Linked DNA regions of Homo sapiens: regions 2, 3, 4, 5 and 6 are each linked to region 1. A link is a loop called in an ENCODE intact Hi-C map of the cell type or tissue named here. Cell type or tissue: PC-9. All regions are shown on one strand.

Evidence for each region. A loop is a pair of places that touch in the nucleus more often than their neighbours do. Peaks named below come from ENCODE experiments on the same cell type or tissue, not always from the same donor. Only the 100,000 strongest peaks of a DNase experiment are listed, where the experiment ranks them.
Region 2: it touches region 1 in a loop (15-fold over the local background); 7 of 110 quality-filtered maps call a loop at or near these places.
Region 3: it touches region 1 in a loop (8-fold over the local background); 50 of 110 quality-filtered maps call a loop at or near these places.
Region 4: it touches region 1 in a loop (9-fold over the local background); 6 of 110 quality-filtered maps call a loop at or near these places.
Region 5: it touches region 1 in a loop (5-fold over the local background); 10 of 110 quality-filtered maps call a loop at or near these places.
Region 6: a loop joins it to region 1, with 12 times the contacts of the local background. A loop is called at or near these places in 14 of 110 quality-filtered maps.

The regions. Positions count from the first base shown.
Region 1 is chr3:128,581,512-128,586,511 of GRCh38, reverse strand. No RefSeq gene overlaps it. Among named protein-coding and RNA genes, the nearest start is that of LINC01565, 7.9 kb to the right of the region's middle. In PC-9, a CTCF peak has its summit at 1,917 (motif pointing right); DNase peaks (open chromatin) are centred at 301 and 1,931; H3K27ac peaks cover 1,388 bases.
Region 2 is chr3:128,304,672-128,309,671 of GRCh38, reverse strand. All of the region lies in intron 4 of EEFSEC (eukaryotic elongation factor, selenocysteine-tRNA specific), which reads right to left. Among named protein-coding and RNA genes, the nearest start is that of EEFSEC, 150 kb to the right of the region's middle. In PC-9, a CTCF peak has its summit at 2,427 (motif pointing left); no DNase peak of the experiment used is centred here.
Region 3 is chr3:128,423,409-128,428,408 of GRCh38, reverse strand. It overlaps a transcript of EEFSEC not described here. Among named protein-coding and RNA genes, the nearest start is that of DNAJB8-AS1, 38 kb to the left of the region's middle. RefSeq lists enhancers at 363-921, 2,000-2,199, silencers at 1,610-1,659, 1,690-1,999 and a cis regulatory region at 1,447-2,127. In PC-9, a CTCF peak has its summit at 1,988; a DNase peak (open chromatin) is centred at 3,758; H3K4me3 peaks cover 561 bases; H3K27ac peaks cover 641 bases.
Region 4 is chr3:128,224,543-128,229,542 of GRCh38, reverse strand. The region is part of intron 1 of EEFSEC (eukaryotic elongation factor, selenocysteine-tRNA specific); the gene reads right to left. Among named protein-coding and RNA genes, the nearest start is that of EEFSEC, 74 kb to the right of the region's middle. RefSeq lists enhancers at 2,431-2,490, 2,301-2,801. In PC-9, CTCF peaks have their summits at 2,339 and 2,538 (motif pointing left); no DNase peak of the experiment used is centred here.
Region 5 is chr3:128,092,999-128,097,998 of GRCh38, reverse strand. RUVBL1 (RuvB like AAA ATPase 1) reads left to right here. Exons shown (of 11, transcript NM_003707.3): 8 at 501-699. Among named protein-coding and RNA genes, the nearest start is that of RUVBL1-AS1, 20 kb to the right of the region's middle. In PC-9, CTCF peaks have their summits at 2,441 and 2,652 (motif pointing left); a DNase peak (open chromatin) is centred at 2,608.
Region 6 is chr3:128,168,122-128,173,121 of GRCh38, reverse strand. The region is part of intron 1 of EEFSEC (eukaryotic elongation factor, selenocysteine-tRNA specific); the gene reads right to left. Among named protein-coding and RNA genes, the nearest start is that of EEFSEC, 17 kb to the right of the region's middle. RefSeq lists a silencer at 4,822-5,000. In PC-9, CTCF peaks have their summits at 1,814 and 2,021 (motif pointing left); a DNase peak (open chromatin) is centred at 2,001.

The DNA of each region.
Region 1 (5,000 bases):
GATCCCCTGCCTCGGCCTCCCAAAGTGCTGGGATTGTAGGCGTGAGCCATGGTGCCCAGCCGATTGCTGCTAATATTATAAAAGAGGCACAGGCAGCCATGATATGCCTCCTGATGAAAGAATGATTGCCACCTAGAGAGGATCTTGCCAAAAAAAAATCAGATCTGAATCCAATCAAGCATCTATAGATCCAACTACCGATTCAGGAAATGCAAAGGAGAAAGAATGTGCGGCCCGGTGACTCTCAGGCTTCCGAGTGTTCATGAGTCCCTGGCGGGCTTGCCGGGTGAAAAGTCTGGTACAGCAGGTCTGGGTGGGGCTTGAGACATTCTGCATTGCTAGCACGCTCCCCGGGGAGGCCGTGCTGCTGGCCCACAGACTACTCACCCTGAGTCGTGAGGTGTTAGATGATGCCATCATGGTGCAAACGGCAAAAGCACATCAGGATAAACTCTAGGGGATGAACAACATGGTTTTCTTCAACAAATACATTGAAAGAAAGGAAGGAGACTGGGCACAGTGGCTCATGCCTGTAATCCCATCACTTGTGAGGCCGAGACAGGCCTGGGCAACATGGCAAAACTGTGCCTGTTATCTCAGCTACTGGGGAGGCTGAGGCATGAGAATCACTTGAACCTGGGAGGTGGAGGTTGCAGTGAGCCGAGATCACATCATTGCACTCCAGCCTGGGTGACAGAGTGAGACTTTGTCTCAAAAAAAAAAAAAAAAAAAAGAATGAAAGAAAGGAAGGAAGGAGATTAAAACAGTCTTAAGACACATCAACCAGTTGCAGCAGGGGTCCTTCATTGAATCATGATTCCAAAAAAAGTGACACTTGTGAGATAATTGGAAATTTGAATACTGACCAGGTTAGTTAGCTAGGGCAAAGTACCATAAACTGAGTGGTTTCTTAGAATAACAAAAACTTATTTTCTCCCCATTCTGGGGCTAGAAGTTAGATATCAGCTGTTGGCAGGGCCACGCTTCCTGGAAAGGCGCTTGGGAAGGTCCCTCCTTGCCTCCCCCAGCTTCTGGTGGCCACAGACTTTCCCTAGCGTGTGGCAGCATCGTTTCTCATGTGGCGTTCTCCCTGTGTCACTTTGCTAGTCTTCCCTCTGTGCGTGTCTGTTTCTGTCTAAATTTCCCTTTTTGATAAGGACACTAATCATGTTGCATCAGGGCCCACCCTAATGACCTCATTTAAGCTTGGTTACCTCTGTATGGACCCTTTCTCCAAATAAGGTCACATTCTGAGGTCCGGGGAGTGGGACTGCAGCATAGCTTTCTGTTGGGGGGTGGGGACACAACTTAACCCATTACACTAGATTTCTGAGACTGTCAAGGAGATGGCACTAATTTTCTAAGGTGTCATAATGGTATTATGGTTATGTTTAAAAAGTTTCTGTTTTCTTTTAGATAAACATCCAAAAGACTTACAAATGAAATGTTATGATATATACAGTTTGCTGTAGAATGATACGGGGGCGGCAAATGTGCAGCAGTAATAGACGAAGTGACCCTGGCTCATGTCCATAATTGTTGAACCCAGGGGTATATGGGGTCAGTATATTATTCTGTTTACTTTCATAAAAGTTTGATGTTTTTTATAATAAAGGTAAAACAAAAAGAGAAAAACGAATAGCAAGCAACAAAAACAAGAAACTTTCCACAGAGCTGACTCGGCCCCTCCCTTGACCCTCCTTGTACTCCTGGAGAGGGTCCCCACGGGCCTCCCCCTTGCACAGCAGCCTGGCTGGGGCTTCCCTCCTAAGTCCCCCATCCCCAGGCTTCCTTGTGCCCAGAAACTTCCCCTGAGCCCCGTTGCCACCAGGGCTGCCTCCACGTGGTGTCCCTGCTCCCAGCCCGCTCTCGCCTGCACAGGAAGAGCCAGTGCAGTCTTTGCCCTCATGGGGGCAGCCACCACTCAGGGAAGAGATGCCCGGCCCTGGCACAGCTGCAGGCTGGAGCTCCGCCCCAGTGGGTACTGCTGTGAGCCAGTCTGCTACATCCTCGTCTTCGGCCGGCCTGATGGCCTTTGAAAGGACAGTGGCTGGGATGTGCTTCTCTTGAGAAGGAAAATTCAGCCTGACTCCACTTGGGTCAGCTCTCCTCGCCTGGCTCTTTGAGGGGCTCTGGGCCAGGCCTCAAAGGCACGGCATTAAGGCCCAAAGATCCCCTGGGAGGAAGGCCCCATCAGCAGAGGGAAGGAGGCTACTAGCGAGTGCCCCCTAAGAACTCCTGTGATCTCTGTCCCAGGGCCCTTCCCCTCCACGGGGAGAGAGCCTTCTAGAACCATAAACAATGACTACAAGACAAACAGCCTTGTGACCAATGATGGGAGCTTGCAAGTGTTTACACTGCGTAGATCAACACCTTTAAGAAAAAAACTTAACAATGAAGCAAGTCTTAGGTAAAATGTCCCCTGACCTCTTTCGGGTCACACACGGCATCTCCCAGGCCTTTCTCCAAGGGCATCTTCCGAGGCTGACCCCTTCCCCACCATGATCCCACAGGGCTGGAAGGGTGGAAGGGAGGAAGTGCAGGGAAAAAGGATGTAGCAAGGGGTCTCATGCACTCTATCCATCCATGTGAATATCCCTGTCCTCTATAAATAGGAAACCATCCAGGCAGATGTTTTTTTTCTGCAAGTGTAGACTGCGAACTGCATGCTGCGGCCTGAAGAATCCCACCAGCTAGTGACGCCCCAAGCACACCCTGTTCTCCCACCAGGGGTTTCCACCCTGTCTCCACCCTGGAATCTCAGAGAGTTTCCAAATGCCCCTCCCCAGATGGAGGAGATCAGAACCACTTTCTAGTTTCCCCAAGTGATGGCAAGGTGCAGCTAGGGTAGGTGATCAGGAAGGTCTCTGTCCAGCATGAGATGAGGTGCCCGAAGGCGATGGAAGGCAGGTGCCAAGGCACATTTCTGGTGGATGGAGACTAGTAATAAAATGACAGGGACAACGTTGGGGTAAAGGGTCTCGGATTGGGGGAGGATGAAACCAGGGTGGAGAACTTGAATAACGGATGACATTCAAAAAGCACCCACTCTGCAGGGGCCTCTTTCAGGCTGCTCTTTTTTGGCGTGACTTTGGCTCCACAATGGCCCAGGCGGAAGAGCCACAGGGATGCTGAGGCCACTGCAACCTTCAAGGTGGGCGTTTCCAGGCAGAGGAGGCAAGAACAGTTGGTGGGTGGGCCAAGAAGGACCTTGCATCCTGTCTCAGCGTCTGTGGACTTTGCCTTATTTGTGAATTTTAAGCAGCATCAGATTTGTGCTTTAGAAAAATTGCTGCCATCTGAAGCGGGGATGGGTTGGGGAGAGACTGGAGTCAGGAAAACCAAGTGAGGAGGCTGTTGCCTTGTTGGGAAATAACACCACCATGCACTGCAGCTGGGGCTGGAGGTTTGGCGGGGAGTGGCTAAGGTGGGGAGTGTGGGTGGGATGCAGAGATGGGGAGATCTCCCTTTCCCGGAAGGCATCTGGATGTTCCCAGAGTTCCCCACAGCTCTACAACTCGGGCAAAGAAGGTCAGCCCCTTTTTCTAAGACGGTCCTCACTCCCAGCCTCTTTCTTCAAGGCTCGGTGCCTCCATGCTCCTTGCCACCATTCATGCTGGTGGAGGAGGCTGCTTGTGGGTTGCTGTGAATATCTCAACTCTTCCTAGGGGAGGTGAGAAGCCTCCTGCACACAGGCTATGTTGCCGCCACTCTGTGTCACCAGAAACCACATCAGAAATTTCCCAAGATTTGATCAACATCAAATTGATGACACTTTGACCTGCAATCTGCCTTGGTATGTAAATATAGCTGTTCTTTCAGATTAGACGTCGACAGGCTTCTATTTCTCCTGCACAATCAAATTGGTTTGATTTGCTGTTTCAGAAACCATGTTCTTTACAGTTGATCCCCACACATCTAGTAATCCCTGTGCTTAAGAGAGAATGCAAGAGTCCGGAGACACAAGTAAAGCCCAAATGGCCAGAGCCAGGATTCCTCTTAGGGAGGGAACCCCCATTACTCAACAAAACACCTTCTTGAAGTATGCTGGAAGGGGATGAGTTGTGGTTTGGAAGGAGACGGGAAAACAGAGCTAACTGTCATATGAAGAAATAAGCTATGATTTGATGGCCGGGCCCGGTGGCTCACGCCTGTAATCCCAGCTGCTTGGGAGGCTGAAGCAGGCGGATCGCTTGAGCCCAGGAGTTCGAGACCAGCCTGGGCAACAGGGCAAAACCCCATCTCTACTAAAAAATACAAAAATTAGCCAGGCGTGGTGGTGCGTGCCTGTAATCCCAACTGCTCAGGACGCTGAGGCAGGAGTATTGCTTGAGCCCGGGAGGCGGAGGTTGCAGTGAGCTGAGATTGCGCCACTGAACTCCAGCCTGGGCAACAGAGTAAGACTCTGTCTTAAAAAAAAAAAAAGTAAGAAAGAAAAAAGAAAGAAGCTGTGATTTGGGAGGGCAGAGAGCTGAAGAGAGGGGGAGGGGTGGGAGGAAGGGGGCGCCAGGCCACGGAAAAGGGAGCCACAAACGAATCTTGGTGATGGGGTTATTGCTGGGCTCCTAATTGCTTTTGTGAAGGGATAATAAAAACTTAGAACACCAATTCACTCTGCCAAAAGAAAAAAAATTAAGCTGAAAGCTGAGTTATGCAAGAAGCTGCCTTTCCTTTTGTTCCTAAGCAGATAGTGACAGATAAAAAGTTAAAGATCTCCACAGGTAGCTCCTCTCCATTCACCTTATCTTATAGTGAGCACCAGGCCAGTTCATTAGTGACTATGTGCCCCTACCTGCTTCTTTTCTCTTGCAACATTTGGATTCAGTAATGAGACCACACCTTCCCTCTGTCCCCTCCAGCTGGCTTTTCCTTTTTAAATATTGGAGTGCTCAGAATCATCTTTGGAAAAAGGCATAGACTTGTCTCTTAGGCACACATCCTTAACCCTGGCAAAATAAACTTCTAAATTGATTGAGGCCTACCCCAGATACTCTCTGGTT
Region 2 (5,000 bases), 280 kb after region 1:
TTAGCCTTTCTCAGCTTGCTTTCACCCTCTGCCAGCATCCTCTAATTTGAATCTTCACAGCTAAAGTCACCATGACTTATGGCCAGAACCGATGGTCTTTTACTTACTGGTAAAAGTTTCTCCTTTGAACCTCAGTTTCCCCATCTGAAAATAAAGGCTTAGGTCCTACTCATTGGGTACACTGGTTATGTACATGGCCCCAGTAAGCGTTCAGCAGACAGCAGCAGGGGCCTCTCTCTTCTCTCTAGCCTCTGTGCGCTGACCCCTCTCATCCAGAAAGGACATTATCCTTGATTTTCCTGCTCTAGGCTTCCTCCTTTCCCATTTCTTCCTCTAACTCCAAACGCCAGCTGGCCCTCTCTCAGCTATCGCCTCCCCTCTGCCCTCTTTGCACCTGCTCAGTCTCCACCAGGTGCTGACAGCTGTTCAGGGCAGAGTCTCTGTCAGCTCTTCCTCTCCACTTCCACAGCCACCCACCGGAATTCAGGTCCTCTCCAAGCCATGTGCCAGGACTACACTTACAGTTTGTGACAAGCTGTTCCATCACCCTCTCGTGAACAAATAAACCTTCACTTTCACACTCTTGCTCATGGGCGAAGGCAGTCTTTCCGAATGAGATCATGCGTACAAACACCTAGTTGACTATCTGGCAGCCAGTAGGTTCTCAACCATAGTTGAAACACCTCAATTTTCAGTTCAAAAGAACAAAACACAAAACAAAACAAACACACCTCACGGACTCTCTTTAGCAGGCTGCAAGACAGGGATCAGCAGCTCCATTTCACAGACGGGGAAGCTAAAGCTCCGGCTCTATGCACCTGCAGACAGCAGGGGCGGTGTCTTGAGCTCTCCCATCCATGGTTCTAGGGCACAGGACCCATTTCCAAACTGGATTCCAAGGAGCCTTGTGTTCCCAGGGAGTCCTGGGGCTGCCATAGGTGTGAGGAGGGGCAGGAACAGAAGGGCCCAAGTCACCCATTTGCATTTCAGCCAGACTGGCTCCCTTTCTATAGGTTGTATTTGTGGGGATTCTTCATAAAATTTGATATTCAAGTTCTTTAGCTAAAAATGTTTAAAAGCTATTGGCATGAGGGGTAAAGCTTAGGTTTTGGGGGACTGGCTTACTGGTTCTCACTCAATAGCTGTGCGATTAAATGGCATTTGGCTTCAGTTTTTCCAGCTGCAAAGAGGGGATAAGAGTCCCAGCTTTGGAAGATTCCTGAGAGGATCAGAAATTAGTACTTGGAGAGCCTAGCTCAGCACGTGGCACACAGTAGGTACTCAAGGAAAGCTATGTCTTCTCCCAATTCCCCCTCCCCTGACACATCCAATCCAGCCTGGCACACACACTAAGCTGGCACCAAGAAGGACTGAGGTCAGAGCCTTGGCCCCTGCCAGGATGACTTGGCTCTTCCAGTCTGAGTGGTCAGGAACCTGGGCCACTGGGCATCATATAATAAGAGCAGAGCTACGGCCAAGCTTGGCCTCCAGCCTCTTCTGAGACCCACTCCTGGGTCTGAATGACAGAGACTGAGGTCACTGCTGAGAGCACCACTTTTCCAACTATACTTAACTGTGGGCGCAGAGCATGTGTGCAAGTTGCCGTGAGTTCCAACTACTTAGTCTTTCACCCTTAGCCACACAGTTCAACTGACAAGATGGGCACTGTTATGCCCAGGTGACCCCAGGGAACCAGGCACTGCCTGGGCCTCACAGAGCTCCAACAAGCATGTGCTCTCGCCTGCCACAAAGCCCAGGAGAGGCCTACAGGGAGAGCGCACAATCAAAAGCATCTTCATCATCCTTGAAAATGGCACAAGGTCAGGGCCAACTCCACAGTCAGCATCATCTCCACTTTACAGAGAAGACCCTAGGAGACTTAGTGATGGCCCCACTCACACAGGTGAAAGTATTGCAGCTGGACTGATACCCTGCCCAATGTGTGCACAGGCTGAGCACTATTTCTCTTAATGCCCAGTGCCAGATGCTGCAGGAGTCAGTCTAAATACACTTTCCTGTCTGTTCTTGTTGCGAATAAAGCAGCTCAGTCAATACTTTGCCCAGTTCATCCAGCCAATATTCGCTGAACCCCTACTGGAACCACAGGCCTGGAGGAATAGAGACCAAGTGGACATAGGGTATGCCTCTAGATATTTTATAAAGGCTCATCAGGCACCCTGTGGGAGCCAGGCCTTAACTTCCAGGAAGTTTTCATGCTAGCTGGGCCCCGCTGGGTCCCTCTTCCTCACTGATACCTAGACATAATCACCACAGGGAGAGGGTACAAGAAAAGCCCCTGCTAATCTCCACCCCCAACAATAAACCAAGCCCTTTCCTCCACATTCAACACTGGGGTCTGGGCCCCAGGGAACATGGACTCTGAACTGGGTGTCATTTTTCTCCAAGTCTTTGGCTCCATCTGCTGTCTCTGACTGTCACATGGAGCTGAGGCTAGAAACAGTGCTCAGAGGGTGCCTGCCAGCCTTGGGAAAAGCTTGGAGAGGGCAGGGGCAGGCAAGGCCCCATGTGTGGCCAGGCCCCACACCCAGCAGCAGAGCTGCTCTCATTCTGGGAAGGTGGGGCAGGTAGGACGTACTGGTGAGAAGACTGCTAGCCTGACCCTTGAGCCCCCTGCAGTCTGGTTCCAATTAAGTCCAAAAGTGAGCCTAGTTACCAGGTTACCCTGCTTGCTACAACTTGTCTTAAAAGCTAGGAACCATTTCACGCAGGGTGACCTGGGGTTTCACCCATGGTGCGATGCTGCCGTATGGGCTAAGTAGAAAGATTTTAGAATTTAGAAAGCCTTGGATTGGGGATGAATCACAGCTCAACCAATTAGCAATTGAGTGACCTTGGAAAAGTCACCTTCCTAAGTCAGTTTTCTCATCTGACAAAAAATATAAGAAGTACCTTGAAAGGATAGCTTTACGTGAATTAAATGAGAAGATATATGTAAAGTGAGTAGCACAAATCTTATCTTATCCAATAGGTACTTTCAACTACCCATTTTACAGATGGGGAAACTGAGGTTCAAAAAGTTTTTTTAGAACTTTTAAAAATGATTTTGATTTTAAAAAGCTACTATATATTGTAAACAAGAATCACATCTAAAACAAAATGACTCAGAAAGGTGAAAAGTAAAAAAAAGATAGATTACGTTAACAAATAGAAAACTGGATTGCCAAATTTAAATCTAACAAGCCTGAATTCTAGGCAGAGGAGGTTAAATGAGTCAAAGGGGCCACTAATGGTTAATGAAGGGCTTAATTTACAGTGAGGATATGAATAGTAAATATTTATATATCAAAAGGCAGAGCAACAAAATTTGTAAAGCACAAATTGTAGGCAATGCAAAAACAAACAATTTATAAAATAAGTGATTAGTTTGAACTAAGACCTATATTATAAGGTGGGGGGTTTATCTCAAACTTTATATTCTTATAACAGAATAACTCTTCTTTTTAAAAGCCGTTGGATCATTTACAAAATCATATATTAGGCCACAAGGAAAACTCAATAAACTCCAAACAGCTGACATGACACAGACCATATTCTCCCTTCACAGTGCAATAAAAACTTTAAATGCATGACAAAACAAAGAGGGGAAAAAAACCAAACAACTTGGAAATGAGACGATTTTCTCATTAAATAACTCGAGTTAAAGAAGGATGCAAAAGAGAAGTTGCAGGATATCTAGAAAGTAACATACAGTGGAATGCAACTAAAACGGTGCTCAAAGGACATTCACAAGCTCAAAGGACATTCACAACCTTAAACACCTAGGTAACTATTATATGATCAATGTATTTAGTCTTTAAGTCAAGAAACTAGCAAAAAGACAAATTACCCAATGAAAGAAATACATAGCAAAGATAAAAGCACAAATTATTCTATTAGAAAATATGGAATAATAGAATTGATAGATAAATGCAATTGCAAGTTCTTAAAAACCAGTAAAGCCCAAATACACAAAGTTAGAAATTTTAAAAAAGAAAATTACTACATATAAGAAAGTTTACTTTGCAAAACTAGATACAAATGAATTTGAAGATATAACTTAATAGATAATTTTCTAGGAAAATGTTATGTCAAAATTATCCCTGGCAGAGACTGAAACAAAAGACTAATAATACAAAGGAAAACAGTTTAAGTTATTAAAGTGCTACCCCCAAAAAGTATCAAATTCAGATGGTTTGAGAGACAAATTTCTTCAATCTTCTAAGGAATAGATAACTATTTTAACTGTTTAAAAAGAATAAAGGAGAAAACCTTCCAAATCCTTTTTGTGAGGCTAGCATACTAATACCAAGACTTGACATGACAAAAATTGCCAACCAGACATTTCAATTATGACATAAATATTACTGAAAGAATAATATAAATATTATTGAAAGACCAGAATACAACTAAGTAGGATACCTTCCAGAATGCAATACTAGAAAACATATTAATATAACAGCATAGTAAAAGGTCAAAAGACAAAAACCATAAATCACTCCAAAATACGCCATGAAGATTTTTCCAAAATTAAAAATAATCCTTGATTTAAAAAAATAAAAATAAATGAGTATTTCCTTATGATGAGAGAAAAGATAAATGAGATCGAAAAGCCATCACCTTACTTAATGATAAAACACTCACCACATTCTCATTAAAATTACAAACAACAGGCTGGCATGGTGGCTCATGCCTGCAATTCCAGCACTTTTGGAGGTCAAGCCAGGTGGGTCACTTGAGCTCAGGAGTTCGAGACCAGCTTGGGCAACATGGTGAAACCTTGTTTCTACAAAAAATACAAAAATTAGCCAGGTGTGGTGGTACACGCCTGTGGCCCCAGCTACTTGAGAAGCTGAGGTGGGAGGATCATCTGAGCCTGGGAGGTCAAGGCTTCAGTGAGCCCTGAACGCACCATTGCATTCCAGTCTGGGTGACAGAGTGAGACCCTGTCTTGAGGGAAAAAAAAAAAAAATTACAAACAACGAAAAGATGCCTGCCATTTA
Region 3 (5,000 bases), 160 kb after region 1:
CATGCATGCGTGAAGGTACGTGAGGCTCATGGGTCTGGTGGGCATGTTTGCAGAGCCTGGCCGGTGTGTGTTATGGACGAGGGACGGAGATTGCCACCTGCCTCTAGCGTGTGTCTGTATGCATGGGAGGCAGCCTGCTGGCCTCTGTGACCGTGCCCCAGTGTCCCTGGGCAAAAGTGTGTGTGATGTGTGGCCTCCCTCAGTGGCACTGCCAGAGCCAGGCTGGGAGCTTCAGTGGAGGACCTGCCCTCAGGGCCCCTAAGTACCCCTGACCCTGGCCCTGGCCTCAGACCTGGACCCCGAGCAGGAGCCCTGGCTGGCCCACATGGGGGCTTTTGTCCATTTCTGAAGTGACAAGAGACACACAAAAGGGCTTTTAATTAAATCAAAGAAGGGGGAAACGGGCCAGCCGGGCCGCTATTATGTTACCAAACGCGAAAATGAAAACTTATTTTTAAAGCTCTGGTATTAATTTGAGATTATTCAGATAGTTAATTAAAAGTGCAGCATGTGTTAAATATTATTTCAACAAAGATTATCATCAGGCCTCCATGTAATGTGATCCTTGGGCTTGGGAGCTTTATGCAAATGGCTGCAGCCAGGAGGAAGGGCCCTCAACAGAAGGGTGGCAGGCAGGCGCAGGGAGGGCAGGAGCTCCGCGTAGGCCCACTCACTCCCCTCGGGTCTGGCTCCCCCAGACACAGATGGAGTCTCAGCCAGGGCCCCCTTTCCAAGCCCTAGGTGAGTAGGGGCCTGACTGTCTGGCGGGTCTCGAGCCCACCAGCCAGTCAGCAGCAGGGCCCCATACAGTCTTCTGGATGGCACTGTGGGCCATGAGGGAGGCTGGCCACACTGCCTGCCTCGAAGACCAGCACACCTGTAGGTGTGTGTGCATGGGCGTGAGCAGGGGGTCTGGGAACAGCAGTGTGGATGTGTGTGCTCCTGACGCTGTCACAAGACTGGGTGTGCACAGGTGACGCTTGTGTATGAGCTGGGAGGCTGGCAGCGTGTTTGTGTTCAGGGTCTCTCCATCTTACCCGTGGACTCTGGCACTGACAGTCTGGGCCCCTGCATGTGTTATGAATATTTGTGTGTGGTACACATGGGCATGGGGTGGGCACTGCTGGGTGTGTGCCCATAACCCACCCTGAGCAAGTCACATCACTGCTCAGCGCCTCAGCTTCCCCGTTTGTAGAATGGGATAGGTAATAACAGTAAACGCCTCACTGGGAGAGTTGGACGGGATTACATGGGATAACACAGACATCCAACTTAGGCCTGTCCTGTAGAGACAGAACACAAGCGGCAGGTGAGAGCCATCTACCTAATTTTATATCTTAGCCACAATTTTAAAAAGAAAAAATGAAATTAATTTTCATATTTTATTTAACCCAGTAGATCCAAAATATTACTATTTCAGCTCAATACAAAAGGTGATAAGTGTGATTGTTTAGTCTCTCTTTGTCACAGAAGGCCTTTGGAAGCTGGGGTGTACTGGGCCCTGGGTATATCTCATCTTGGACGGCCACATCACCGGTGCTCAGAGCCACGTGGGGACGTGGCGGCCTTTGAGCCTAAGGCCCTGCCCCCCAGGCCGGCTCTTCGCAGACCCGGGGCCAGCGCTCTCCCGGAGAGACTCCCGGGGCACCTCGCTGGATGGCGGGGACTGGCGGGGTAGGGGTGGGGTAGCCCGGAGACGGGTGGGCCCAGGATCCCTCGCTAACCTCCTCCCCCACACCGTGCACTGGGTCCGTGTCCCTAGGTCGTGCGTCCCAGACAGTCCGACAGGTGTTTGCCGCAGTCCTGAGACCACATTCGGGCTCCCGCCCGCGCTGCGCCTCGCCGGGGCCGCCCCTGCCAGCCCTGCCGTGCGCTCTCGGCCGCTGGGCGCGGGCCGCTCCTGCCCTCTGTCGGCGCCTGGCGGCAGCGCAGTCCCGCGGCGGGCCGAGGAGGGGGCCTGGCTGGCTACGGCCCTTCGGGGCGGAATGGGTGCGTGCCCACCCCACCGTGCAAGGGCCCCACCGTTCCAGGACATTTTCACACCTCATCCCACAGGATGCTTACGGCGGGCTGCGAGGCCAGCAGCGCCAGCCCGGTTTTACAGACGGGAAAGCGGAAGCTCAGAGAGGACCTGTGACCTGCCCAGGGCCACACAGCAGGACTGCAGGCAGGGATTCGAGCTGAGGTGGGAATCCAGGTGTTCAGCGCACTTCCATGAGTCCCGCCGGGTTCAAGTGCTGGCTCTGCCCCGCGTGGCCTGTGCAGCGAGACAGGTGACAACCTCTCTGAACCTGAGTGGCTCTGCTGTAAGCTGGGGGCGACAGTAGCCCCTCCTGCGTAGGACTGCTGTGAGGATTGAACAGGGGATGACTGTAAGGTTTCTAGCAGGTCCCTGGAACTCAGCATTCATCCAAAAAGTCGCTGAGTCACAGCATAATAACACGATTCACCTACCTCGGGGCCTTGGCACCTGCTGGGCCCCCGCCTGGAAACCCTTCCCCCGGATCTTGGATGGGATGGCCCCTCTGCCTTAATCTCGGTTCAAACTCACCTCAGCAAGGCCCGCCCCAGTCACCCTGTTAGCATTGCCCTAATTCATGCCCTTGGAGCCCTTGCCAACAGCCAGATGGTCCCGCGTGTCCCCAGGCTGCCTGGTTTCTTGCCTGCTGCCCACAGGACAGGAGGGCCCAGGAGGGCCCAGGAGGGCAGAGCTCGTTCATCCTGGCCATTTCCGTCACTGGGAGCACCGCGCCTGGCCTGGGTGGGTGCCCGATGGGAATGTGTTGAGTGAAAGGTAAAATGCCCAGTCAGGCGGGAATGCAGACAGCAGCTGGGGTGGGAAACCGCGTGGCAGTAAAACACACGCCACACAACACAGACCTTCCACGGTGAGGTGTTTACTTATGGGAGAGAAGCACCGATGCTCACACAAAACCCCACAAGAGTGTTCGGAGCAGCTTTAGTCACAGTCACCCCAAACTGGAAGCAGCCCGAGTGTCCTTCCGCAGGTGAATCCATCCGCTCGTCCACAGCCACACCTCGGGGCCCTGCTCAGTGACCCAAGGAGCTGCTGGGACGTGCAGCCACAAGCATGAATCCCAAGGCCAGGAAGCCTTGCTGGAAAGTCCACACACAGTGTGATCCCACTCATGTGACATTCTAGAAAGTGTAAAACAACAGTGATGGAAAAGAGATGAGTGAATGCTGGGGCCGGGTGTGCGAGGGGTGCTTTCACAGGGGCATGAAGCATGGGGGTGCACCTGTTCTCTCTTTTGACTCAGGTAGGGGTTACACAACTGAATGTGTTTTTCAAAACGCACAGAGCTACATGTTTAAAGGGGTGATTTTTACTGTATGTGACAAACAACAATTTTAAAAACCAGTCACAGAGTCGCAGACTCTCAGAATCATGGAGTTGACCAGTCCTACCTGCTTGGTGAGAGGCCCTGACCACCCCGCCACTGCCTCCCTGAGAAAGACCACTTCCGCCGCAGTCTCCACCTTAGACTGAACGAGCTTTAGAACTGGCCCACAGAAGATGAGAGGAGTGGGGGAGGAGATTGGGGTGGGGCGGGAGACACGGTCCCGGAGGTTGTTACTTCCATTCACTTTGTTGCGTGCGTCAGTAGTTTGTTGTGGTGGGTATGGACACATGGGGTTCACTGTATTATACTCCGCGCACTTTTCGTATGTTTGAACTATTTCCTTAATAAAAATGATAAATGGCTGGGTGCCGTGACTCATTCCTGTAATCCCAGCACTTTGAGAGGCCAAGGCAGGAAGATCACTTGAGGACAGGAGTTCACAAGCAGCCTGGGGAACATAGTGAGACCATGTCTCTACCAATAAAGAAAAAAAAATAGGCAGTATGATGGTGCATGCCTGTGTAGTCTTAGCTACTCAGGAGGCTGAGGCAGGAGGATCATGAGAGCCTAGGAGTTCGAGGCTGCAGTGAGCCATGATCACACCACTGCACTCCAACCTAGGTGACAGAGTGAGACTGCCTAAAACAAAGCAAAACAAAACAAAACAAAAACCCAAAACACCCCCAAACCAGATAAGTAATACAATAATTAAAAACAACAATAAAGTGAATTCCACCATAGAACCCCACTGGCCTCTTCTGCAGCCCTGGGAAGCAGGTTACTTTCTGCCCATTGAGGAGAAGAGCAGACTGAGGCTTGGGGAGGCACCCAGCCTGCTGGTGTAGGGAGCAGCCAGCAGCAGAAGCCAGGAGGCTGGTGGGTGCTTCCTGCAGCCTGCCAGAGGTGACTCTTGGGGCCAGGTGTCTTTGGGAATGGCTGCATTTCATCCCCCAGGAAGTGTGCGTGTGTGCACGTGCATGCATAGTGTGTGTGTGCGGGTGTGTGGTGTTTCTGGGTGTCGTTTCTGTGTCTCCCGCAGCTCCAGGTCACATTCTCCCCATCACCCCCCCAGGCAAAGGGCCTCTGTTCCCTACCCACCAAGGCTCTGGTGCTGAACCACCCGCTGCAAGGGTTGCCCCCAGGCATTGGCTGCAGGGCAGAGAGAATGGCCATGGAGCATTGACCAATTTTAAAAAACAATTTTATTGAGCTATAACTTACATGCTATAAAGTTCCCCCACTTAAAGTGTACAATTCCAAACTTCTGTATGTTTACAGAGTTGTACAACCATCACTACAATCTAAGTTTAGAACACCCTGTCCCCTGAAAAGAAACTGTCTCCACTGGCAGTCACTCCCCACTTCCTGCTCCCCCAGGCCTTGGCAAATCTACTTTCTGCATCTATAGGTTTGCCTCTTCTGGACATTTCACATAAATGGAATCACACATTATGTGGCCTTTCACGATTGGTTTCTTTCACTTAGTACAATGCCTTCATGGTCCATCCATGCTGCAGTGCATAGCAGTACTTCATTCCTCTTATTTATTTATTTATTTATTTATTGAGACAGGGTCTTGCTCTGTCACCCAGGCTGGAGTGCAGTGGTGCAATCATAGCTCACTGGGGCCTCTGG
Region 4 (5,000 bases), 360 kb after region 1:
GAAAAGCACTCAGGAATCAGTCCGCTATGCCTGGGGTAGGGCAGATTTGACAGCCCACTCCTTCTTTCTCCCATGAGACATGTTTTGCCCATGGTGGGGGTGGGGAAGGTGGATGCCAGGAGGGTCATCCTGGAGGAAAGGACAATGGGCTCTCTGGGGTCCAAATGAGAGCAGACGAATCTCACTCAGCCCTTGCCCCTCCAGTGGGGCCACGTGGGGAGAGCACTTCGCTCTCTAGCCTTGGCTTCTTCCAAAGCTGATGAAAAGGCCGTGCAGAGGCTGCCAAACACTCGCTCCCCAACACTCTGGACCGAGGCCCCACACCTAGTATCATAGCCACAGTATACATATGCTGTGTAAAAACAGGGCCTACTTCATAGACTGTTAGGAGGACTGAAGGAGTTAATGCATGTGAAAGCTCCAAACAGTCTCTGACATTATTTTCTCTCTAGTGGGGATTTTCCCTAGAATTTCAAACATAGGTTTTCATACTGAGTCTCAATATAGCCCCAGGAGGTAGAAAGCCCAGGAATAACCTAAGACAATTATTTCCCTGGATCATGAAGCAGGAAAACCTCAGAGACACCAGGCTGGAATTTCCTCTGGGACAGAAGTTATTCTTACCAAGCCCTTTCCACAAGAAATGAGCACTGTTTTTATAGGTGACATTTAATGTAGTGTTCACTATAACTAGGCTCCGTTCTAAGTGCATTGCATACATCAGCTCATTGAACTCAGTCCTAGGATACAGGTACTATTACCAACACCCCCATTTTGCAGATGATCACATCAAGGCACAGAGAGTTTGCATTGCCTGCTTGCCCAAGGCCAAATTGTCAGGTAAGTGCAAGGACAGGATCAGACCCCACTCAGGCCGCGGACCTGGTATCTAGTAGTGCTATGTTGCCCTCTGTGGAGAAGAGAGTGAGGGTCACAGGAGGTCAAGGTCAGAGACCGACTCCCCAACCCTGACCCTCCTCCCTGGGCAAGGAACAAGAAGGCCAGTGTGGTTGGGCCCCTACCTGCACCACCTGACAGCCTCACACCCACCACCCCCATCTCCTCATACTCCATGCTTCAGCTCCTCACTCAGCCATGCTCTCTATCACCCCAGGACCGTGGCCCATGCACATGTGCCTGGAGCATTCTTCCCACCTTGTCCTTTCTCTGGCAACCCAGCCTTCAAATTTTGGCTAGATGTCACCTCCCAGGTATTTTCCAGGCTCCCTCTCATCTGGAGGTGACAGCCCCTCCTCAGAGCCCCACAATCCCTGTTGCCCTAGGATAGTGCTGTTTGTGACTCCCAAGCTCCTCTGCAGCTTCACCCACTGGGACAGGGACCTGGGCCACCTTATCCCACAGAATCCCTTGCACATGGCAGCAGAGAATAGGTGCTCAACAAATATGTATGAAGTGAATGAAAAGCACTGAGAGGTCAGAGATGACCGGGCCTGTTCAATTACTTAGAACACCCCCTCCAGCAACAATTAATCAACTCTTCTCTAGTCCTCAGTGGTGGCATCCTAGTAACACTTAAAAAGGTTATGTATGCTTGTTTAGAAACAGAAAAAAGGGGAGAAAAGTTGAACAACTGAAGCGGCTGTGCCAAGAGAAAATCAAATGCTGTGAAGATCCAGTGGCCCAGGGCCAATAGAGAGAGGACTCAGGGGCTGCAAGGACTGCATCCACTTGGAGAAGACCCCAGTAATCTGAATGAGGGGAGGATGGGCCCTCAGATATCCGCTTTACAGATTAAGAGAGTAAGACTCAGAGAGGTCAAGGAACTCTCATCCAAGGCCCCACTGGCAGCAAAGGCAAGCACTGGGACTGAGCTCGGGCTCAATTCACCCCCGGACCCAGACTCCTCCTCCCCTATCATGGAAGCAGGGTCTGTCCTCACAAGGCCCCTGAGTTAATGCCGCTCTCACCAACTCTTACACTATGGGTTCCAAAAAACAACAGTTGTCTTAGACCCTTGTAGAAATGGGTCCCCAAGCCACAGAGAGCCCCTCCTCTGAAGCAAAGAAACCAAGGCAGGACATTCTTGACTAACCCTAAGCTGAAGGTGCTGGAAGGGCTTGGGCCAGTGCTCAGGGCCCTGACTCAAACCCATCAGGAGCTTCACCCCATGAAGTGTCCTGAGGGCACTGGGTCACAGAGCCTGCGAGAGTGGACCTAAGAAATTGTTTACTGGGAGAGCAGGAGACCAAAAAAAGAACGGAGTGGGGGGGTAGGGGGAGGAATCTGTCACAAAAAGTAAGTAAAATCAGCAGAATTCCTTCATGAAAAGGGTGGAATTAGCATATGGGCTCAGCTGCCAAGTGAGGCCATTGAAGCAAGCAATGTAAATGAATTCAAGATACAATTAGACATTTTTCTGGATGGAGACAGAGGGACTGAAGAAGGCATGGTAGGTCACATTTCAGAAGGAGCAGCAGGAACACACTGCACTGTGAAGCAGCCTGCAGAGTCCACCATGTCCTGCAAGCCCCAAGCAAGCAACCAGAGGGACAGGATGCAATGGCCCGAGAGGGGCCGGGGCAGGGGGGCCCCCTGGTGGAGGCGACAGGCAGGCCAGGCTGGTGTCCCAGGCAAGCATTCCCACCTTAGTGGGCTCTCCTTCCCCACTATTAATTTCTCAAGATGCCTGATACTGTACCTGCAAAACCAGCTACCCTCTGTGCACCACACAACCCTCTGTGCACCACCATATCTGGGCACAGAAATAAAAGTTTGCTTCTGTTACATTCTGTATGGCTGTCCCTAGGCTGGGTTCTGAACTTCAGAAATTAATCCAACCCAGTCCCTGCCCTCGAGAAGCTTCAGAGTCTTCTGGGGGAAACACACACACACATACAGACAACATCAACACAGTGAAGTATGTAAAAGTTAAATGAGAAGTTTCTGCTAAGCAAGCATAGAAGAGGGGAATTTAGCAACTGGAGGGAGGGAGCAGGCCGGAAAGCTAAGGGAAGGGGCCATTCAGGGCACAGGACACAGCAGGGGGCTACGGAAGCCCCAGCTGCCAGTGCTGCACGGAGGATGCTGAGCATGCACTTCCCCAGGATCTTTGGGGAGATGGCCAGATCACCTCGAGCTTTGTTAGAAAAGGACGGAATGACCAGAGGCACCAACCGCTGGCCCCTGGACCAGATATGACTCAATGGCAACAACTCAGTACAGCTGTTCCCAATCTTCTCAAGAGCACATGTGGCCCACCCAAGGAACAGAAAATGCTGGGTCCTTGTGAGGGACACAATTTATTAGGCCCTCTCTAACCCAATTGGTTCTGATGTCCTCCTTTATGTGGCTTACGGCATGGGCTGTCTAGCTTCGTCAAGCTCCTGGGCCTCTTCCTGAAACATTCATTTCCTTCAAGGTGAAATAAATGTTTACTCCCAGTCACTCTAAAAGGATCACAAGCATTTCCTTTGTGTTCTCAGCACACTTGCTGGCAACGAGTGTTTCCACAGCCCCTGAGCTCCTGCCCCGATTCTTATTGGGGCTCTGTTCTCCGGCATATCCTGAGAGTCAATCTCTTGCATCAATGAACTGAGTCTCTTCAACTGAAACTAGAAATAATTGGTAACACTCTGAGAAGACAATAAGACACATCTGCCTCTGTGCCCAGCACTTTGGTCTGTAAAGCAGCATGAAACCAGACCACCTGAGGAGTGACAGGACACTGAGCAAGTGCTTGGCAGTGTCCTTTCCTTCTCTCCAAAACCTGCAGGTGCTCAGAGCTGGTGTCCTCTCAGCTCCAATGCCCTGCCCCATAAAGCCTGGGTGCCTAACCATCCAGACCAGAGGAGAGAGGAAGGGGATGCAGAAGAGGTCTTGGGGCCAGGGGACAGTGCAGTAGAGATGGAGAGGTGGCTGGTGCTCTGTCCTCCTCCCTGGCAGATAAAGACAACATTATATTTGCATTTATAAACAGCTACTATGTGCCAGGCACGGTGCTGGGGATGCTTACATCTGCATTCACATTATCTTCACAACAACCCTGCAAAGTAAGCACTCTAATTCCATCTTCCAAAGGTGGAAACTCAGTCAGAGAGGTCAAGTCACAGGCTCAAAACACACAGCGAGTGCATGGCAGAGCTAAGATCCCAAAGGCTGTATAGTCTTCTATAACCTTCAGAACTCCCTGTAGCCATGTAGCTTCATTGTAGGGGGCCTTGGCACTGCCTGTGTACCAGAAGCACCTCCTTAAGAATAGACACAAAACCAAAAAAAGACACTGACCCAGGGCTGGGGCTGGACTTGCCTCACTGTGGCATCCAGCCCTGTCTTCCAGAAAAGAGCTCTTTACACCTCCTTAAGAATAGACACAAAACCAAAAAAAGACACTGACCTAGGGCTGGGGCTGGACTTGCCTCACTGTGGCATCCAGCCCTGTCTTCCAGAAAAGAGCTCTTCTGCACTGGTGGGAGGCTTCCTGGAGCAGTGCTCATCTTCCTGTCTGCTTCAGCCCCTACATCTTGGGCGAAACTTGAGGTTGAGGTTACATGCTTCGCCCTACTCGGGGTAACCATGCCTGGGCAGCCAGGTGTAGTACATAAAATATAAAGCTCACTAAGAGGGGTGTGGATTCAAATCCCAATACTAGGGTCTGACCTGAGGAAGCCAATCTACCTCTCTGAGCCTCGGGCTCCTCATCGACATGAAGGACTTGGGGATGTATATGTTCTTATATCCTTTTGTGGAGGGAGGAGGTAGGGAACCATATTTGAAGAACATTTTTCAAGAAAATTCTAAATATAGATAGGGTACTGGATACCAAAGAATAGTTATTATTAGCTGTGCTAATGACATTGATTTACGCAAGAAAATGTCTATATTTTTTAAAGATATATACATAAGTATTCAGGGGTAAAATGACTCAAGATCTCATAAATTTGTTTAAAAATACTTCAGCAAGAAAAGCAGGGGAGAGAGAGATGAAACAAGCACGGTGAAATCTTAGTAACTGTTCAGTCTGCCTGATGGGTACATGAATG
Region 5 (5,000 bases), 490 kb after region 1:
AGGCACTTGATTGAAAGTTAATTAACCTAAGCATTGTTGTATGGGACCAAAAGAAAGGGTCATTTACTGAGTATAGAACAGGTAAATTTGCATGTGAAAACTCATTTCACCCAGGGCTCCCAAACTCCAATGTCTCCCAGATCAGACAGAGCTAGATTGGGTATGTGGGAAGTGATAAGGCATGGTAGGGAGTGTGACAGCAGTGAGCGTGTGCTGTGAAGGGATTCCCATGCAGAACACCTGTGCAACCTTTTTACATTTAACCAAACTCATCTTTTGGGGGAGGCTGCCAATTTTGTGACCTTTTAGGTGTGATTATCACTGTGTTCAGATGACGACACTGAAACCTGGAGTGGGGACACACCCTGTCTGGGATCACATAGCTAGTAGGAAAACTAGGCTCCTAGCATGGGTTTGGATTGAATTCAGGTGGAGGAGAAAAGGCGATAGTCTCCCCCAGCCCTGTGCTGACCTTGCCTGCCCATCCTTGCATCTCCTAGACAAACTTCGAGGGGAGATTAATAAGGTGGTGAACAAGTACATCGACCAGGGCATTGCTGAGCTGGTCCCGGGTGTGCTGTTTGTTGATGAGGTCCACATGCTGGACATTGAGTGCTTCACCTACCTGCACCGCGCCCTGGAGTCTTCTATCGCTCCCATCGTCATCTTTGCATCCAACCGAGGCAACTGTGTCATCAGGTAGGATGGCTGCCTGCCAGCCACAAGGCTTTTTTAACTTCCATCTGGGCTCATTTGTTCCTCAGGATCTCTCCAAACCCCATGAGGTGGGACAGGGATGAGGGGAGGTCATGTTGTTTTTGAGGGAAAATGTGCCAAGTGGCTTGCCTCTGGCCTCATTTCCCTAGTCACCAAAGGCAGCAGCTGTCCTGTCACTCATGAGGAGGGTCTCCCACGTGATCTTTTGGGTGTGATACTACAATTTGGTCGTTCAATTGGAGTGTACAAAGGTGAGATCAGACAGGGCTAGCCTTTGATGACATTATACACATGAACGTCTTCAGTCTTCATCTGCGCTCTGAGAGGTAGGCATTATTGGCGTCATTTTTCAAATAAGGAAACTGGAATCATAACTTGTCCCTCATCGTAAAGACAGGATAAGAACCCAGCTCCTTCTGATAACAAAACCAGCATTTTCTTTCTTTTTTTTTTTGGGGACAGAGTCTCACTGTGTCGCCCAGGCTGGAGTGCAGTGGCGCGATCTCGGCTCACTGCAAGCTCCACCTCCCGGGTTCACACCATTCTCCTGCCTCAGCCTCCCGAGTAGCTGGGACTACAGTTGCCCACCACCACGCCTGGCTAATTTTTTTGTATTTTTAGTAGAGACAGGGTTTCACCGTGTTAGCCAAGATGGTCTTGATCTCCTGACCTCGTGATCTGCCCGCCTCAGCCTCCCAAAGTGCTGGGATTACAGGCATGAACCACCACGCCCGGCCCCAGCATTTTCTTTCTATCCCAGACCTCTGAACCACACTGGTGTCTTTCCATCCTCCCGCTCCACTCTTTCCCATCCCTTTGGCCTGCCTTTGGGAAGGGCAGATGTTGACCCCTGGAAGACAAGTGTTCATACGGTGCTCATCCTGCCAAGATTGGCCCAAAGCTGGGCCAGGAACTTTCCTGCGGTTGCTTTTTCTCCTAAGCACTCTCCACGCTCGTGGTCCTGGAGAACACCCCATCTTCCCATCTCTCAAGCCCAGTGTCAGTATTCCCAGTACCTGGTAGTTTTATTGCTCTTTTGGTTTTCTGTGATCTTGTTTAAACATTAGTGCCTGGTCTCTGCAGTGCTGGGGGCACAAAGGTGGGTGATGAGGGGCCTGTTTTCAAGCCTGCAATAGAGTAGTGTGGGGACAAAGTCCCTGAGGCTGCATGCTCAGGGCAGTGGAGGCAGTGGGAGTTAGAAAGACACCCTGTGGCCCATGAGTATCTCAGGACACAGCTGGAGCCAAACTGAGTTTGAAATAAAAACTGCTGATTTGCCTAACTCAGCTCTGAATGATGGTGGGCCCTATCTAAGATTTTAGTTTGCTTTTAATAGAGAAGCTTTATTATTAAGACTGTCCAAGCTGGGCACAGTGGTATGCACCTGTAGTGTACTCTCTGGGAGGCTGAGGCGGGAAGATTGCTTGAGGCTAGGAGTTTAAGGTTGTAGTGTGCAATGATTGCACCTGTGAATAGCTATCGCACTCCCACCTGGACAACAGTGAGACCTCATCTCTAAAAATAATTAAAAAAAAACAAAACATGCAAACTCTGGTGTTGCTGGCTCTGGGTAAGCCCCACAATGGGGGTTCTGTAGTGCTGTGAGCACTGCAGTATAGCAACAGCCCTTCCCCCTCAGGCGGTTTCTTTCACTTGCAATTAGGAATCGAATGCGTGATTCAAGTCCATGTGGCAGCATCTTGTAGCTACTCTGAATCCCCGTCCGTGATGCTCTCTAGACAAGACCACTGTCATAAGTGCTTCCTAAGTCTTGGAGAGAAAGTGTGTGCCAGATCCAGCATGGCTACTTGGGCAGCTTCTGGAGACAGATGCATGTGGGCCTTATGGCTGGTATGCCTGGCATGCCTGTGGCTGTCTGGACTTGCTTAGCCTTGGCTAGGCCAGGCTGAAGCCTGACAGTGCAGTTGGTGAAAGGGCTCAGCCTTGGACAGATGGTGCCCCCTGCTGGGGAGCTCTGCTAATAGGCTTCCCTCCCTCCACAGTAGGGAACCCAGCCCAGCCCATACCTGCAGAGCCTGGCATCTCTCGTCTCAGAAGTAAGGTCTCTCAGTCCCATCCCACTCAGGACTAAGGTGCACAGAAAGGTGGCCTTGATCTCAGAACCTGCTCAGTGGAGACAAAGCTCTGGTCAGCCTGAGACCCGGGAGATTTGGCCCCAGCCCCATCTGGGCTGATTTGATCAAGGGCTGCTAGAGGTTGTGGAGACTCCTTGCTAGACTGTAGTTACTCAAGTGGAAGGAAGACACTCAGAACATGGATTTTTAGGCAGGTCGGCTCAGGTAACGCAGATTCGGTTGTTTGCTTTGGAAGAGAATTTTGGCACTATGTTCTAGTAGGAAATTTGTTGTAGTGGTGATAATAATGTCAACATGGTAATGAAAAAAGTAATAGCCAACAATAATAGCCATCTGATATGCTTCCCACAGACTCCACCCCTAGAGGGGAACTACAGGGCTTCCTTACCCCCCAGAACCACATCTGATCTCTAGAGCTCCGAAGGAAAGAGAGGGGGAAGGGAGGTGACTAACTGAGGGCTTCCTGTGTGTCAGAAACTATACAGAGCACTCTACATGGGCCATCTCATGTCCTCCCAGGACACCCTGACAACCCTGTGAGCAGTTGAGGTTATCTCCAGACTCAAATGGGAGGTTACCTGCCCAGGCCATAGGCTAGAAAGTGTTGCCACTGGAACCTGAGCCCAGAGGAACGTCTGGGTCCAAACTCCATGCTCTCACTGCTCTCCCACACCGCTTCCCAGTGGACCCTGGGCTGTGAGCGGGGATGGAGCTTTGACGGGGTGCTGCCTGGAGGTGGCAGTGGGGAACTGTTGGATGCTGACAACAGATTGCCGTGAAAATGCAGCCTCCTAGGAGTGTTCTTTCCCAGGTAGTGTACGCTCCCTCTCGGCTTCTTGCCGCTCACCCCTCCCTGTGTAAATGACCCTTGTGGATTGAGCCTCAGAAGTGAGCCCACTCTCTGATGGCCATTGTGTTTTATGGAGCATGCATTTCAGCACAAGCCTGGTTCCCACATGGAAAAATTACAGGCATTGGAGTCACGTGGAAGCTCATGACCCAGGCGAGTTCCTTGACCTCTCTGAATCTTACCATCCTCATCAGGAAATGGGAATATCAGCACCTTTTTTGCAGAATTATGTGAAGAGTAGAAAAAGTGAGTGCAAAGTTATCACCCAGGCCAGCCCTAGAGTATTGCCCTCTTGGAAGCTGATTTCATGCCCCTGCCTGGTCTGCTCTGTGGACATGGCTTGGCCTCAGGGATCTCTGAGAACCCAGCAAGGCATGAAGCCTCTTCATAGCCCCTCCTGACCTTGACAAGCAGCCCCCAAGTCCTTTAGGTCACCTCTCCCTGTGGACAGCTGATGTGGGAGCCGTTCTAGAAGAAGCACCTGTCCCTGGTCCTCTTGATGCTCCAGGCTCCTTCTGGGAAGGGTCCATCCATGGATGACAGGGAGGCAAAGCTCTGTTGCCTTCTTGCCTGGCTCCTCCCTAACTTGCCACCATAAGAAGTCCCTTTCCTTCCAGGCTCAGGATCCTGAACTGTTAGATGAGAGCCCAGCACTGATCCCAGCTTGAAAACTGGGAGATTTTCTCTTCATATTGAGGTATAGCTCCCTGGGATTAGGAGTTCTTGTAGGAGTTTCTCACTGAAAGTCACTTTGTTGCACCAAAACATCAAGACTTAAGAAACAGTATGGACTCTGCTCAGTGTAACCCTGTGGCAGATAGTGTTCCAACAAAAAAAAAAACCAACTTTATGGAGACATAATTCATATAAAATACAGTTTTTTTTTGTGATTTCTAGTGTATTCACAGAGTTGTGCAACCATCACCACGGTCAATTTTAGAACATTTTCATCACCCCAAAAAGAAACTATACCCATCAATAGTCATCGTCCCCTTCTGCACCCTTACCCCCATCCACTGGCAACCATTAATCAATTTTGTCTCTATAGATTTGCTTTTTCTGGAAATTTTGTATAAATAGCACCATATAATCTGGTCTTTTGTGACTGGCTTCTTTCACTTAGCATGATGCTGTAGCATGCGTAGTACTTATTTCTTTTTCCAGCTGAATAGTATTCTATTATATGGAATATTTAATAGTGTATCTTATTTAACCATTCATTAGTTGATGGACATTGGGTTGTTGGGTTATTATGAATAATGGTGCTCTGAACATTTGTGTACAACTTTTTTTTTCTTTCTTTCTTTTTCTTTTTCTTTTTTAAAGTAGAGATGGGG
Region 6 (5,000 bases), 410 kb after region 1:
CAGGAGCTTCACGGGGAAGCAAACATGAAGGCCACCCAGGGTTCTCCCTACTTTGTGTGGTCAGATTCAAATTTTGCATTAAATGCCACTGATCAATTAAAAGACCACAGGGATGTCACACATACTAATACATTCCACAGCTTATGTGGCATCTATCTTATAGACATACTCCCTTTGGAAGATTTATGTTGCGATTACAAAAGAGTAAAAGAAGACATCTGATTTCATACAGGGCTAAGCCTCGGAACCCAGCTTTTCTCCTCGATTGCTATCAGAGGATCGAGGCGGCAGCATGGCACCTCCCATCTAGATTGCATTTCACTTTGCTGCAGATGCTCCAAGGGACCAAGCAATGGACATGCTCAATGAATCAAATAAATGAATAATCCAGAAAGAACTGGTTTGTCTGCAATCAAGAATCAGTGTCTGTGTCTCCATCCTCATGTCCAACAGTGCCCCACCACCTCCATATGCTTATAATTCGTCAGGGGTCAGAGAGATCATTGGCACAGTAACTGCTCCCAGCCAGTCACAGTGGTTCACACCTGTAATCCCAGCACTTTGGGCAGTCAAAGCAGGAGGATCACTTGAGCCCAGGAGTTTGAGACCAACCTGCGCAACACAGCAAGCGCTTGGCTCTACAAAAAATAAACAAACAAAACAATAACTGCTCCCTACTATGTGCCTGAAGCTTTATTTATGGACATCTTTGATGCAACCACCCTGTGAGATAATCATCTGCATTTGAGGTGCACAGACAGGCTCAGAGAGGCCAGGTGGCATTTCCGCTAGACCCAGGCCACCCCTATGCATGGGTTCCTTCGGCCTGACCATCACTATGTCCTTAATGTGCTGGGCCTTGCTACCACTGCTGTTTTCAGTTAAACTCTCTTGGGTGCTAAAGTTATGGAGGCACCTCAAATCAGAAGTTCCAGGTTTGAGGAAGAGAGAGCAGAAAGATATGAGATCCCAATTCTTGCATAGGCTGGAATCTGGTGGGACAGGAGTTGTAAACCAATGCCACTGTCCTTTGTTATCTGTGGGGGATTGATTTGAGGACCCCTGAAGGACCAAAATCTGAGGATGCTTAAGGCCCTGATATAAAATGACAGAGTATTTTCATATAACTTATGCATATCCTCCCATATATTTAAATCATCTCTAGATCACTTGTAACTAATAAAATAAAAATGCTATGTAAATAGTTGCTATACTTTATTGTGTTTTTAAACATATCATTTTTTTGTTGTTGAATTGTTATTTTTGTTGTTTTCATTTTTTTTTTTTTTAATATTTTCAATCTTCAATTGGTTGAATCCACAGATTTGGAGGGCCAGCTATGTCTTTCTGGCTTAAAAGTCTCTATAGAAAAACACCATGGAAGAACTTAAAAAGGCAAATCATTATACAAAAGCAGACATGGCCTATGGTTCAGATAGAACATTGTGCCTCTGGAAGGCAGGGAGATCTCCTTTTTTTCTCCTGGAAAGTCCTTGCTTTGGTTAATACTGTGAACTTGCAGAAAAACAAAACTGAGTATAGAAGGGTTGATGACTGAAGCCCACATCTTCAAATGCTTTAAAAGTTAAGTCAGATAATCTTTACACTGATATGAAAGGGGGAGAAAATACATTTGACCCCTTGCTTCAAACAAAAATCTTCCCATCTGGTTTTTAATTAGAAAGCAGTTGTTTTGCTTTTGCAACACTTTTTAACCTCTGCCATTGTAGGTACAAGCCTGCAAACCATATTTTCATTGATTAAAAAAAAATTAAAAATAAACCTTGAAAGAAACAATATTTTTCTTTTTAAGGAAAAAAGATAGCAAGCAGCAATTTTTCTGAAGGGATCAGACACTTAAAGGCATCTATGGGAAGCCATCATGGCTGTGGCCTACAGTTTATTTTGTCTTGAAAAAGTCAGAGGTCATTTTAACTATGCTGACCTGTGAAACTACACATTGATCATCCCGATCCAAGACTGTAAGCAAATACTGCCCTCTTGTGCACCAAATAGTTCGGAGTCGGCATGGAGATGATTTCCACCCCACCGCCCTGTGGACAGTTTGCGATTGTACAGCTGGGTCTCCAGGGCTGGGAGATGTGTCAGGAAGAGGAGGACACACATCTGTTACCAGAGTGCTTGCTAAAGTGTCCCCAGATTGCCTTATGAGATAGATTTCAAGATAAGAGGAAGAGGGAAAGATTCAGCTGAAGAAATCAGACCAAACATAACTGACTCTTATCTTTCCTAGAAAATATTCATTCCTCGAAAAGAAACTTTATTGGTTGCCATAACAAGTTTTCTTATTATGTACTTTTAAAAACTTTTAGAAACTATTAACGAACCTACAAAAATGACTAAGTAGTACCTCTTTTTATCTAGGAAATCTTTGCCAGGAAAAGAGATTCTATTTGATTCTAGAGGGAAAAAAAGCAGGGAGTTAGGGGGATGCCAGGTTGCTGTTTCTCAGACAAATCCTCAAAAGTTGGCAACATGCCCTTCTTTCTGAGATCCCCCAAGCTGGGGGTGTTGCTGAAAGTATTATTTCCTCTAACCTATGGGCAAGGTTCTGTCACCAGAAGACCAAACTGGTATCCCAAGAAAGCTTTTTTTTTTTTTAGACGTGGTCTCACTCTGCCACCCAGGCTGGAGTGCAGTCTCATGCCTCAGCCTCTCAAGTAGCTGGGATTACACACGCATGGCTAATTTTTGTAGTTTTAGTAGAGACGGGGTTTCGTCATGTTGGCTAGGCTGGTCTCGAACTCCTGCTTCAGGTGATCCACCCACCTCCGCCTCCCAAAGTGCTGGGATTACAGGCGTGAGCCACCGTGCCCAGCCTCAAGAAAGCTTTAAAGGATGTAAACTACTGTTCCCTTGTGAAAGAATTTGAGAAAATCAACAGCAGAAAAATATGCATGCAAGTCTGAGGCTAGGCCATGCCTGCTCAACAGGAACCTCGGGCCAGGCGGGGGAGGCGGGGCGGGGGGTGAGGAGCTGGTCTTCCCTACAGTGAGTGTCCAGTTCTGGTTCTGAGGTACAAAAATTATCCCAACATCTGCACCCACGCCTTCACACTTCCAGGCACAGATCAAGACTGACCAAGTCCCATGCCAAACTTGTTTCTGGAGGAAAAAGAAAAGGCAAAATATGCCGCCTGCCCCACCGCCATGCATTGCCTTCAGCCCAAGAGGCAGCCCCGCAGGAAAGGGGATGGAGGGAAGCATGAAGGGCCTGTGCTCTGTGAGGCTATGCAGGGAAAGGAGCACTGACCAGGAGTGAGACGAGGTCTAGGTGTCAGGGGAATTTTATTTACAATTCTATGATGTTAGATACTTAGTATCTCTGATGTCTAATTCTTGAGTTAGTGGTTCAGGAATGTGTCCTTAACCTCCATGTGGCATTCAAGTCATAAGCAGCCAGTGGGCCAATGTTTAATGACCAAACACAATCACAGAGTTGTGAAAAATGTCTAATTCACTTTCTGCCAGGATTGCCTGCCAACGCTGATTCCACATCAGCCCATCCCTCTACCATGGAAATAAGGGGTTACAGTACCAGAAATAAGACTAAGGATGGATAAAGGCCAATAGGATAGCCATAGTGAGACCAGGCATATCCAGAAGGCTGGCCTGCCTTCTTCTGTCTCACCGTGTCCTATTTCAGAATGATAGGATGTGCCACGCTTATCTTTCAGCAAAACTGGGACTTCCAGAGAGTCCAGATATATGCATCTGTCCAAATATACCTGCAACACCAGGTCTGCTGTGTGAAAACCAGCTGATACCCTCTCACTCGTAGCTAGCCCCAGGAGATGTCCAGCCTCAGGACCCTCATGTGTGCTACACCTTTGGTCTGGAACACCTCCCAACATTCCAGGGACGGGCTTTTGTGCCACAGTTTAGCTTCAGCTTTATTGCTTCAGAAAGGCCTTCCCTGGCCTCCAAACTAAAGTAGATGCCCCACATCCATTAGTCCCTATCTGGGCATCCTGTCTTGTCCTGCTTAGCACTTACATAATTTATAATTCCGCATGTTTTATTTACTTCTGTACCATCTGCCTCCCCAACTAGACAGGAAGCTACATGAAAGCAGAAGCCACTTCTGCTTTGTTGACCACTAGAAACTCAACCCCTGGCAAGCAGTAGTTGCTCGGAGTTTGTTGAATGAATTAATGTCATGATCCACCTTTCCTTCTATACCATCTGAGCTTAAGGAATAAGGTCGCCTAACCAAATCTTCAGGACACTAAGAATCCTGGGAAAATAAATCAAAGAAAGCCACGGAACAAGCCAGATGTTCAAACAACTCTCAACCTGTCGCAAAGAGTAAGTGACAGAACCAGCAAGGAGATGCCTGGGGAGGTACCAGAGGGCCTCCCCTCTTAGGGTCCAGTTTCAAACACTGCACACCCATGACAACAGCCTCGAAGCCCCAGGGGGCCTATGACTGTGACATTTCACATTTATGGGTGTCTTGGGCTTCCTGTGAAAAGACACAAGAAGAACTAAAGGGTGAAACTGGCTAGCTGATGGAGGTGAGTGACCTGGTCTACAGAGGGATACTCACTCAGAAAGGCTCAGGCCAGCACCAGGACAGCAGCAGAGCAAATCTCTACCCTCTTGCCTCAGGGAGCCTTCCTCTCTCTCCCCAGAAAGTTTTTTTTACCATGCAAGCACTTGGTAATGGTATATGGAGCCCCAGGTTCACCTCTGGCCTCCCAGGTTCTTAGCAACCTGGCACTCCAGGAATTTTACATTCAGGAGGAACTCTGGACCCAGAACTAGTGATCAGAGACAGTGACCTCTTTTTGTCATGTAGTCAACAAACCCTGGGCAAAGCTGTGGCCTCCCACTGGACAGCTGGCACATTCCTCTGCCTCTGGAGGGCCTCTTCTCCCTTCACCCTCACAGACTATTTGCAGAACAATTACTGGCATCAGCCACAGGCTTGCATTACGCTCATTTCCCCATCCCCAAGCTCTGGGGCAAGTTTAAAAG